2 separate regions of the Mus musculus genome follow, and region 1 is linked to region 2. Evidence: chromatin loops called from intact Hi-C (ENCODE). Cell type or tissue: left cerebral cortex. All regions are shown on one strand. Links, peaks and the distances in the headings refer to the core of each region. The heading gives the core; the rest is flanking DNA.

What was found. Peaks named below come from ENCODE experiments on the same cell type or tissue, not always from the same donor. Only the 100,000 strongest peaks of a DNase experiment are listed, where the experiment ranks them.
Region 1: a loop joins it to region 2, with 6 times the contacts of the local background. A loop is called at or near these places in 9 of 42 quality-filtered maps.

Annotation. Positions count from the first base shown.
Region 1 is chr3:27,981,932-27,987,103 of GRCm38, reverse strand. The region is part of intron 2 of Pld1 (phospholipase D1); the gene reads right to left. Among named protein-coding and RNA genes, the nearest start is that of Pld1, 46 kb to the right of the region's middle. In left cerebral cortex, for the core only: a CTCF peak has its summit at 4,499; DNase peaks (open chromatin) are centred at 2,988 and 4,440; H3K4me3 peaks cover 1,543 bases; H3K27ac peaks cover 492 bases.
Region 2 is chr3:28,037,544-28,042,715 of GRCm38, reverse strand. It overlaps Pld1 (phospholipase D1), which reads right to left. Exons shown (of 27, transcript NM_001164056.1): 8 at 2,882-2,940; 9 at 1,439-1,531. Among named protein-coding and RNA genes, the nearest start is that of Pld1, 100 kb to the right of the region's middle. In left cerebral cortex, for the core only: a CTCF peak has its summit at 2,718 (motif pointing right); a DNase peak (open chromatin) is centred at 2,744.

The DNA.
Region 1 (5,172 bases), core at 612-4,611, 56 kb after region 2:
AACCCTGAGATTCCACCTCACACTAGTCAGAATGGCTAAGATCAAAAATTCAGGTGACAGCAGATGCTGGCGAGGATGTGGAGAAAGAGGAACACTCCTCCATTGCTGGTGGGATTGCAAGCTTGTACAACCACTCTGGAAATCAGTCTGGCGGTTCCTCAGAAAATTAGACATAGTACTACCGGAGGATCCAGCAATACCTCTCCTGGGCATAGACCCAGAAAATGTTCCAACTTGTAATAAGGACACATGCTCCACTATGTTCATAGCAGCTTTATTTATAATAGCCAGAAGCTGGAAAGAACCCAGATGTCCCTCAACAGAGGAATGGATACAGAAAATGTGGTACATTTACACAATGGAGTACTACTCAGCTATTAAAAACAACGAATTTATGAAATTCTTCATACAAATGGATATATCTGGAAGATATCATCCTTACTGAGGTAACCCAATCACAAAAGCAGTCACTTGATATGCACCCACTGATAAGTGGATATTAGAAGAAACTTAGAATACCCACGATACAATTTGCAAAACACAAGAAAATCAAGAAGAAGGAAGACCAACGTGTTGATACTTCATTCCTCCTTAGAATAGGGAAATACCTATGGAAGAAATTATAGAGACAAAGTTTGGAGCTAAGACGAAAGGATGGACCATCCAGACACTACTCCACCTGGGGATCCTTCCCATAATCAGCCACCAAACCCAGACACTATTGTACATGCCAGCAAGATTTTGCTGAAAGGACCCTGATATAGCTCTCTCTTGTGAGGCCAGGCCTGTGCCTGGCAAATACAGAAGTGGATGCTCACAGTCATCTATTGGATGGAACACAGGAGCTAGAGAAAGTATCCAAGGAGCTGAAGATGTCTGTAACCCTATAGGTGGAACAACAATACGAACTAACCAGTACCCCCAGAGCTCACATCTCTAGCTGCATATGTAGCTGAAGATGGCCTAGTCGGCCATTATTGGGAAGAAAGGCCTCTTGGTCTTGCAAACTTTATATGCCCCAGTACAGGTGAAGACCAGGGCCAAGAAGTGGGAGTGGGTGGGTAGGGGAGTAGGGCGTGGGGAGGGTATAAGGGACTTTCGGGATAGCATTTGAAATGTAAATGAAGAAAATATCTAATAAAAATTTGAAAAAAAAAAGATTTAAATTAATAGCATTTGGGTGAACATGGTGCCACAGACCTTCACTCCTAGCACTCAGGAGGCAGAGGCAGGAGGACCTGAATTTAAAGTCACCTTGGTCTACATAGTGAATTCCAGGATAGCCAGGACTACACAGAGAGACCCTCTCTTGAGCCTCCCCAAAGCATTTAATAATTAATAATTAGACAACAGCACAGCCGTCTGCAGTGGGAGTGTACACATGGTATACACTTAAAGTACAGTAAAGCTGGATCAATCTTTGTCTCTTTTTGAGAAGGCAAAGCTGCCTGGCAGATTTGAGGTTAAAGGGCATATCTGGGGAGGTGGGGGCAGTAATGTAACTGTACTACCAATCTTAGGGGTGTAAAGTCCATGGTCATAATCTGTAATGGCTTACAGCCTTTACTTTATAGCTTCAGATTCAGCGGAGACAGGAAATAACAAGGTCCTTAAAATTTAGTACCTTAAAGACTATGTGCTTGCACACACGCACACGCGCACACACACACATGCACACAAACACATGAACACACGAATACTTCTGTCTCCATTTTTCCTCCATCTTTAAAAATACTTAAATGAAAAAGATGATAAAACAGACGCTGATGCACTGACTGTCCCATTGGGTCAAAAAGAGAAGAGACTAGCCATTAGTAGACACACAATAGCATATATTAGCATATTTTAAAATATTCGTTTATCCATTTGAACTGATGTACCTTACCTATACAAGGCAAAGAGAAGCCAGTTCCCAAGAAGTACACACTTTGAAACAGTGTCAAACGGAGCCTGTCTTGTAGAGTGGTCTCCTGCCAGATGCCTCCGGGGCAAATGAACTGAGCTCTTTAACTCCGGGAAATTGAGGGAGCTATTCTCTTAATTTTATTGACTTCATTTCTTTATTATTATTATTAACACTACTTTCATGTCTTGCACATCACACTCCAATTTTACGGGCATATGTACTTTAGGGTGACCTCTTATTCTAGGGAGCTACTTGAATAAAAACAGCAACAAGCCCAGGAGGACCCAGGTCCCCTCTGAGCCCACCTGGACACTCCACCCGTATCAGTCATTCTGTAGGTATTTCACAGGACAGTCTATAAAGTAAAAATGACATGACATCTGATCAGCTAGAACTCCGAGGAGCAGGCCCCAGGGAAAACCATATCCAACAAGTGGAGTGTGAGGTGGGGCTTGCTAGAATACAACACGCCTCTTAGCTCAAAAACTAAAATAACATCACCATGCATAAAACCAGAGTTCTGCCTAGCCATACTGGGAGGACACAGAGAAAGTCATTACCAAAAAAAAAAAAAAAAAAAAGGAAGCAAAAAATGCTTACAAACAATTACAACCCTTTAAACCACGACTCCAACACGAATACGCTCTTTCCTCTTGGCTCCATTTAGATTGACAGAAAAAATATCGTAGTCAGAAAAATGTAGCCACCCCCTCCCTCCCCAGCCCCGCAGGATCAACAGAATCAAAAGTATTCTTTTCTAACGCAGCAATAGCACAAGCCTTCTCCTAGCTGACACTCCAACTCCCTGATGGCACAGAAAGAAAATCTGACACAAAACAGAAAGTTCAAAGCGTTACTAACCTGGGGCCCCTGGCAAAAAGCGGTGCTCCATTTTACTCTAAAGAATGAATTCTTCCTATGAAGCTAATGTCCAAAGCAGTTGAAAGTCGAGGGGGGGGGGAGTTGGCTACCCTACAAATCCACATAAACAGGGGAAGCCGTCCTGTTCCCAAGCTCAGCTTTGGCAGGCTCCCTAAAGGCAATTCAAGCCGGTCAAGCCCACAGAGCACTTTAGCCTATAAGCTTCAATAATGAACTTGAAACCACGCCCCATATGCTAAGTAGACACTCTGCCGTGAGAAAAGAAAAGCCACACAGACTAGAGCTAAGGCTTCAGTTTTGCACTGGTTGCCGAAGAAAGCCAGAGCACACACTTAAAACAAAGAGAACTGTCATTCACTTGTGTCCCCTAGACATTGCACTAAAAGGCTGATTCACGTTAAACAAGGGCAGTACAGTCTCCCCTCCGTTGGGGCCATGAAATGACTTTTATAAGTGTTGCCTAAGTTGGGTGCTGATCCTGAAACATACAGCACTGTAACTTCAGACTGTATAATAAGATATACAGCATTATTGTTTCTGAGAGTCAGACTCATACTGTCGCTAGCTTTCCATTTTTTACATAATATAGAACAAGCTGAAAACTTCATTACAAATGCTCAAATATTAATATAGGTCACAAGAAAAATCTGTCAAAGAGCCTCCTAATGTCAGGTCTGATTTGTCTATAAATCTGTAAGTCAGCTTTCTTTATATCAGTTTGTCACTTAAGATATATTTGTAGGATAAAAAGATCCTCCCCACAAGGAGCCAGGATGATGGCTAAGCAAGAAAGGGCGCTTGCTGCCAAGACTGATGGCCTGAGTTCAAGCCCCAGGTCCCACAGGGTGAAGGAGAGAACCGGCTCCCAGGTGCCATCCTCTGGCCTCCACATGAACACATACATTCAGACACATGTGTACTGGCAAACAAACAAACAAACAAACAAACAAACAAACAAAGTTTCTCTGTGTTATCAGCCTTAGCTGTCCTGGAACTCACTCTGTAGACTAGGCTAGCCTTAAATTTACAGAGATCTACCAGCCTCTGTCTCCTGAGTGCTGAGATTAAAGTCATATACCACCATATCTCCTTAAAAAGATATTTTCAAATGCATCATTACTGTTTCTTAATATCATATACCTTGGTTTCAAAATAAACAAACTAAATTCAGTTTTTATTCTACATAAAAGTAATTGATAATTTTTTTCAAGTGACTAAACCCTAAACAGTTCACTCAGCCTTTTAACATAACCTACTCACAATAAATACAATTGTTACCTACTTTTCAACCCCAGGAATAATGTTTCAAAGACTTGCTATTTTTATATAAAGTTCTAATTTACTTAAATCGGATCTACTTTAACATAGTAAGCTAAATTTCCTCTGTAGTGTAACACAGGCTCAAACAAGGCAAGGAAAACCTGATTCATTTGCTGCCGAGCAGAACTTAGATGATAAAGCTAAGTTACTCAACACCTATGACACATAAGGGATTTGTGTTTGTTAGCGCCACAACGTCAGGCAGGCAAACCCAGAGACAGCTCAGATCTAACATCCACCTCTTCATCTCCCTAATCCAGGCCCTAGTCCAACAGTTTCTCCTGGAGATAAAAATCAGGGAAGACAGGAGAATCCCAGCACTGAGAGAAGAAAACCAGGCTGGAGCAAGTAACAGTGGATTTATAAGTGCCAGTACCCCACCTGCTGGCAGAAACAGGAGACGCCTGGAATGTTCTAAGAGACCTCAGGGGAAGGAGAGGGCTTGACAGTGGAAGAACAGGAAGAGCCAGTCCCTTTAACACTGAAGTGCAGTTAGGAATCATTAAAACGTTCTCACCTACAAAAGTAGATTTCTGGGAAATATCGATGCCAGAAAGCAATTAAACCTAAAGTCATCTCTTTCATGTGGCTTGAGTTTGCCAACATAAATCATAAAAAACAGTTCATTCGAATTCCCAAGGAAGTCTCAGATAGACCCCCGACTCAGCTAGGTGAGCTAGTGACATAGCTTCATTCTCTAAAGCTTCTTCTCCCTGGATGTGGGGGCACATCTAATTCCAGAAGCATTCCACGGGGTGAGGCAGGGGACCCTGAGTTTGAGGTCAGTCCTAGTTACACAGTAAAACCCTACAGCAATAAATAAATAAATAAATAAATAAATAAATAAATAAATAAGCTATCTTTAGGATTTATCTTTTCCAACAAAATGTATTTCCCTTTAAGCTTTGGGATATAGCATGCTTGCCTGGTACCTACAAAGCTCTGGGGTTGATCTAAAGGACCAGTGGGTGTGGTAGCTCGTCTGTAATCCCAGTACTTGGAAGGGGCTGGCAGGAGGAGGAGGGACCATAAACTCTAGGCCATTCTCAGCTGTAAAGTATGAT
Region 2 (5,172 bases), core at 642-4,641:
TACTGTGGTAGGTGACAGCACTGTCACTTGGCTCAGTCGTTGACTGATTCATTCAATAAATAATCACTGGCATGTCTGAATCATACAATGAGGTGGTGCTGGCCAGAGTCAGGAGCCACTGTGCGTTGACCAGAGGTGCTGGCCAAAGTCAGGGGCCACCAGCGCCAATGAGTAACCCAGTCTGGTCTGGTAGCCGAGAGTCTCTGGGGAGGAAAAAGTATTCACTGGGTTTGTAAACCTTAGGTGTAGAAAGTTGTGACTGGCTCCTAGCAAATGACCTAGGCAAAAGATAGGAGTGAACATCAGGGCCACATGAATCTGGAACAACCACCTCCAGGAGATGCCACAGTTGGAGATGCCAAGGCCTGTAACTCCATCCTCTTCCTGCATGCGTGGTGAGTTTGTGTTACTCATGACCCTCTGGGGATCCCATCTCTGTCCTTTCTAGCTATCTTCCCCAGCTAATGCTTCCTGAGAACTTCTCTGTAACTAGCTTCCTCATAACCTGATATCCTTCGGTCAGCCTCTTCCCAAGGTTTTGTTCAATTTAGGGTAAGAAGAAAACTCAAGTGTGAGTCTCTGGCTTTTGTATACCACTGCTTATGTTCTAAGCGGCTGCAGCAAGATGGAGTGTGATGTCGGCGGTTGGTCTTTTTCTCTGTATTCAGATGCTGATTTCTGTGCCCGAGATCTAGTTACGGTCTGGACACGCGCACTGTAACGAACATTGAAGAATCTGCTGTATCAGTGTGGTGTGAAGGATGCTCCCCAGTTATCTCTGATTCGTTAGTAAAAGGCTGAACAGCCAATGACTGGGCAGAGGAGATAGAAGAGCTGGACTTCCAATCCCAGCCAGATGCCTGAGAGAGAAGCGTCAGGGAGAAAGAGTCAGCCACAGGGCAAGTGAAGGTCCAGGAAAGAAGTGCCATGAGGTGGAGCAAGAGGAAAAAGGTTAACATGAGGTTGGGCGTGCGGAGGAACCACCAGGGGAGTTTGTCCCACTCACGGGGACACACATGGAACAGAACAAGCCAGGGCAATTCAAACTGCAAAAAGCTTGGGGCATATGGATGGGAAAGTAGCTAGATAGTATAGAGTATTAGGATAGCTGTTCAGTTAGTGTGCTTAAAGCTTATTGAAGAAGTCAAAAGGTCTTGTCTCAATCATTTGGGAGCTAGCCGAGTTAGAAAAAAAACTGTCACTTTAAAATTTCATCCTAGAGTCTGGGAGCTGCGCATGGTGGTGAACATCTGCTATGCCCCGCTTGGCAAGCGGAGAAAGGAGCACCAGGAAGTTCAAGGTTCATCTAGGCCACATAATGGCTGAGTCCAGACTGGGCTACATCTCAAAACAATCGGTCAAGGCTAGGATTCAAACACCCAAATGCTCGGTTTATTTAACCAGACACACAAAACCAATCTCTGAGTCCCAGTCCTACCTCTTTGACCACCGGTAGCAGGCTCGTCCATGGCCACAGCAATTCACACCTGGTATCCTGTGTCCCCCAGACCTTTTCATGATCATTCCTTCCCTGAAGGAGACATCACAGTGGGCCGTCATGCTCACACTTACAGTTCACACTTGGCTCAATCATCCTCAGAGCCAGTGACCATATACACCATCCATGGACTCTCACATAACTTCCTCTCTCCCCTCCCGATCGGCACCTTCCACTTGCTTACTGCTCTTTGTCAGCCTGGGCACATCAGCAGAGGCTCTTACAGGCCCTCTGTCAAATGTAGCCCTTTCTGCATTTGTGGACCAGGGATTTTGCCAATACAGTAGGAGCTTTGCACCCTGGCTCCTGACCTTAATGCTAAGTCCTGCCTGCAGCCCCTGTGACTGCAGCAGAGAAGTGGAGTAGGCCCCACCCCCACCCTGAGTCCAGCACATTTTCACATGACTTCATGCACATCTCTATCAACCAAACCATATGAAGAAAGCAGACCAGAGCTAAGGGCTATGGAAATGGTGACAATTTTAGCTTGGCATGGTAGCATATGCCTAGCATCCCAGAATTTGGGTGGTAGAGATAGGAAAATCAATTTTTTAAGGTTGCTCTCAGCTACATAAACGAATTCCAGGCAAACCTGGGCTACATGAGACCCTAACTCAAAACAACGCCTAATATCTTGATTTCAAAAGATGTACAATAATAATAATTTAAGAAAAGAAAAACAATTTTAAAACAACTACTAGCATTGCTCTTAGCTAAAATTAAAAGAGTGAGTAAGCTCTGGGGCTGGAGCAACAGTTCAGAGGGTAAGAAAACTTTTGCACTGGGAGAAAAGCCACATTGGTCAGCTCACAGCATCTATGAGTCCAACTCCAGGGATCAGACAGATACCCTCTTATGACCTCTGCAGAGGCATACGGTATGCATGCACAAACATGCATATATACATAGTTAATATTAATTTTTAAAATCATTAAAAAGGCAAGCTCCTTATATGAGCAAGCCCTATTATTGTGAAGGAAAAATAGCCACTGAGTACACTTCCTGTGTATTTATTTATACATTTCACAAGGTATTATTCTTAAGTAACTATCAAGAGGAATTGCAAACAGATTGAAGAAGTGATTGGGAGAAGGCATCTTGTGTATTTGACCCCTCACTTCTGTGAGGATACTGACTATGTATATTGAACATTACCCCTGGTTGGTTACAATGGGTCAGCACACCAGAAAAATGGGCTAGCTGCAGCCACTGTTTCCTGCAGGGGGCACTCTGTTTCACAAGAGCACCTCACTGTAGTTGTGTGAAGTCTGGTGGGAGAACCCCAGGAAGGCCTGGCTCCCACTCGAGTCACCAGCTGCTGCATCAGGCATTCAAACCCACCAGCTCCTTTACACTTGCTTGTAACCCAGCCCTGGAACTTACAGGCCCTTTGGTCCCAGATCATGGATGAAGGACAGCTGGCTTACATCAAGGAACTCTGTCTAAACAAAACAAAAGAACAAAAACACTTTAGAAAACAAAATAGACCACAGAGGGAAGAAAAAGAAGACATTCATGGGTTACAAAAGCCATGTATTAAATGCCACCAGGCATAAATGTGTTTGTTCACTCCACCGACTAGGTGGGTCTGTAGCAGTAGCATTGCACAGAGAAAGTGCTAAGTACAAGCATAGCGTCCAGCCTGGTACTGTGTACCTGACATACAGCACCTAGGAGATGGACAGAGGATGATCAGGTTGAACTTACTACATAGTGACCTGAGTTCAAGGTCAGCCTGGGCTACATGAGATTTTGTTTCTGATTAAAAAAAAAAAATAAGAGGAGGAGGAGGAAGAAGAGGAGGATGCATACAATTAAAACACAATCAAGAAAGTGTTGTGTATCCTGGGATGGAGAGAACACCCTGGAGGCTGTGGAGGGGGACTTTATTCACAACCCTTTTCATTTGTTATTAGAGGAAAGGGTTTCACGGCACAATGTATACAAAACAAAGCCTGCATGGAAGATGACAGGGGCGGCTAGAAGATGAGCTATGCAAAAGTGAAGGGGGTGGAAAAGATAGCTTCAGAGAGAAGGAGCAAGGGGTGTTGCTTTTCAACAAAATCTCAACCATTTTTTCCCAAGACGAGTTGGGACCCAGATGCTGGGGTGAAAGCCTGCTAGCTCAGAGAGGCAGAGGAAGCACCCAGCTGCCCTTCCTCCTCATCTGATGTCTCAGAAGCAATCCCTTCTCTCATGCCTTCTCCAAACCCTCCTTCAAACTGACTGTCCCTCCCTTCTACTTCCTGTGCGTCTCTATCTGTCCTCCAGACTCTCTCTCACTCTCTAAGGTTTTTCCTTAATAATCCTATGTTCACTTCCTGTCAACTGGTTGCTTGTTCTGCCTCTTGACCTATGGTTGACTTTTTCTAATCCTGAAATAATCAAGAAAGTTCTTGAATTAAAGGGCTGAGCCACATCACAACTAAAAGGTTACTCCAGTAAACAACACAATCTTGGGGTTCACAGTGTGACCAACTATTCCACAACAAAGGGAGGATGAAAATCACATGGCCTAGAAGACTGCAGAGACTCAGGAGGATCAGGTGCAGCAGAATTTTCCCCAGCACCAGGGCTTGAATCTATATCTTCACACACACACCAGGCAGGGTCTCTGCCGCTGTGTCCTCCAGTCTCTTCCCTTTGAGACAGGGTTTCACTTGGTTGTCTATGGGGCATGTATAACTATCAGAGGAACTGACTTGGAACTGGCAAGGTGCAGCATGTTCAAACCTTGGAAATCTCAAAACTTGAGATTTAAATCTCATCCCGGGACCTGCAGGAGTGGAACTAACTCCTTCCCCATTTCCGTGCTTGCCTCACAGCACAAAACCTGGTGACCACCAACAGAGCCTAGCACCTGGAATTCTTCCCCATGCAAATTAGAGCATTGTGCCCTTCCCCCAGACTGGAGTGGGCTAAATAGACCTAAGTGCCTGCCACAGTTGGAACTTAATGACTCATGTGGAGTCTTCCCCCTGCTGCACCTGCAATTTCCTACAGGAGAAGACTGCAGGCTGAGCTTGCTTTGCAACATAATCCAGCTGAAACAAAGGATGGGTCTGTGGGCTCTCCCTATGTAACACAGTGCTGATTGTTAAACTTTGAGCCTTGATCACAACCTTTGCCTTGGCTTATCCTTTTCTCACACCCATCCTTTTCCATTTCCAGCTGCCCTTTCAGGTAACCCAGTTCATCCTTTGCCTCTGGGCAGCTACAGAGCATCCCCATCATCTTAGCCACATAGCCAATAAAGGCATTTATCCCCAAAATCCCATCCCACTCCCAAAGGTTCATATAGAACCTGTCCACATGGAGTAAAGAACACAAGCTATTTATGAAGGGCTGTTTTCACTGAGTTGTTACACTTAGGGGGAGGCTCTCCACACCAAAGCATCCATCATTAGATCTTTGGACCCACCTGCCTGGCAAGGCTCCCATGACTTACAACAGAGGCTCACATGAGAGCTCAGGGCCTCAACATTGCCACCTCTACTGCAGATGGCTCGAGACCAGGACAGAGAGCCCCTGCCAGCCGCCTAAACCTCTTTACTCCTCTTCCAAGAGCTGTAACACTATTCCATCATTCATGGACAGACGGTTCTGCCCACTCGATTCCATCTGGACTCCAGGCCTGGAGGGAGAAGCAGATCAAAGACCCCACCCATTCCTCT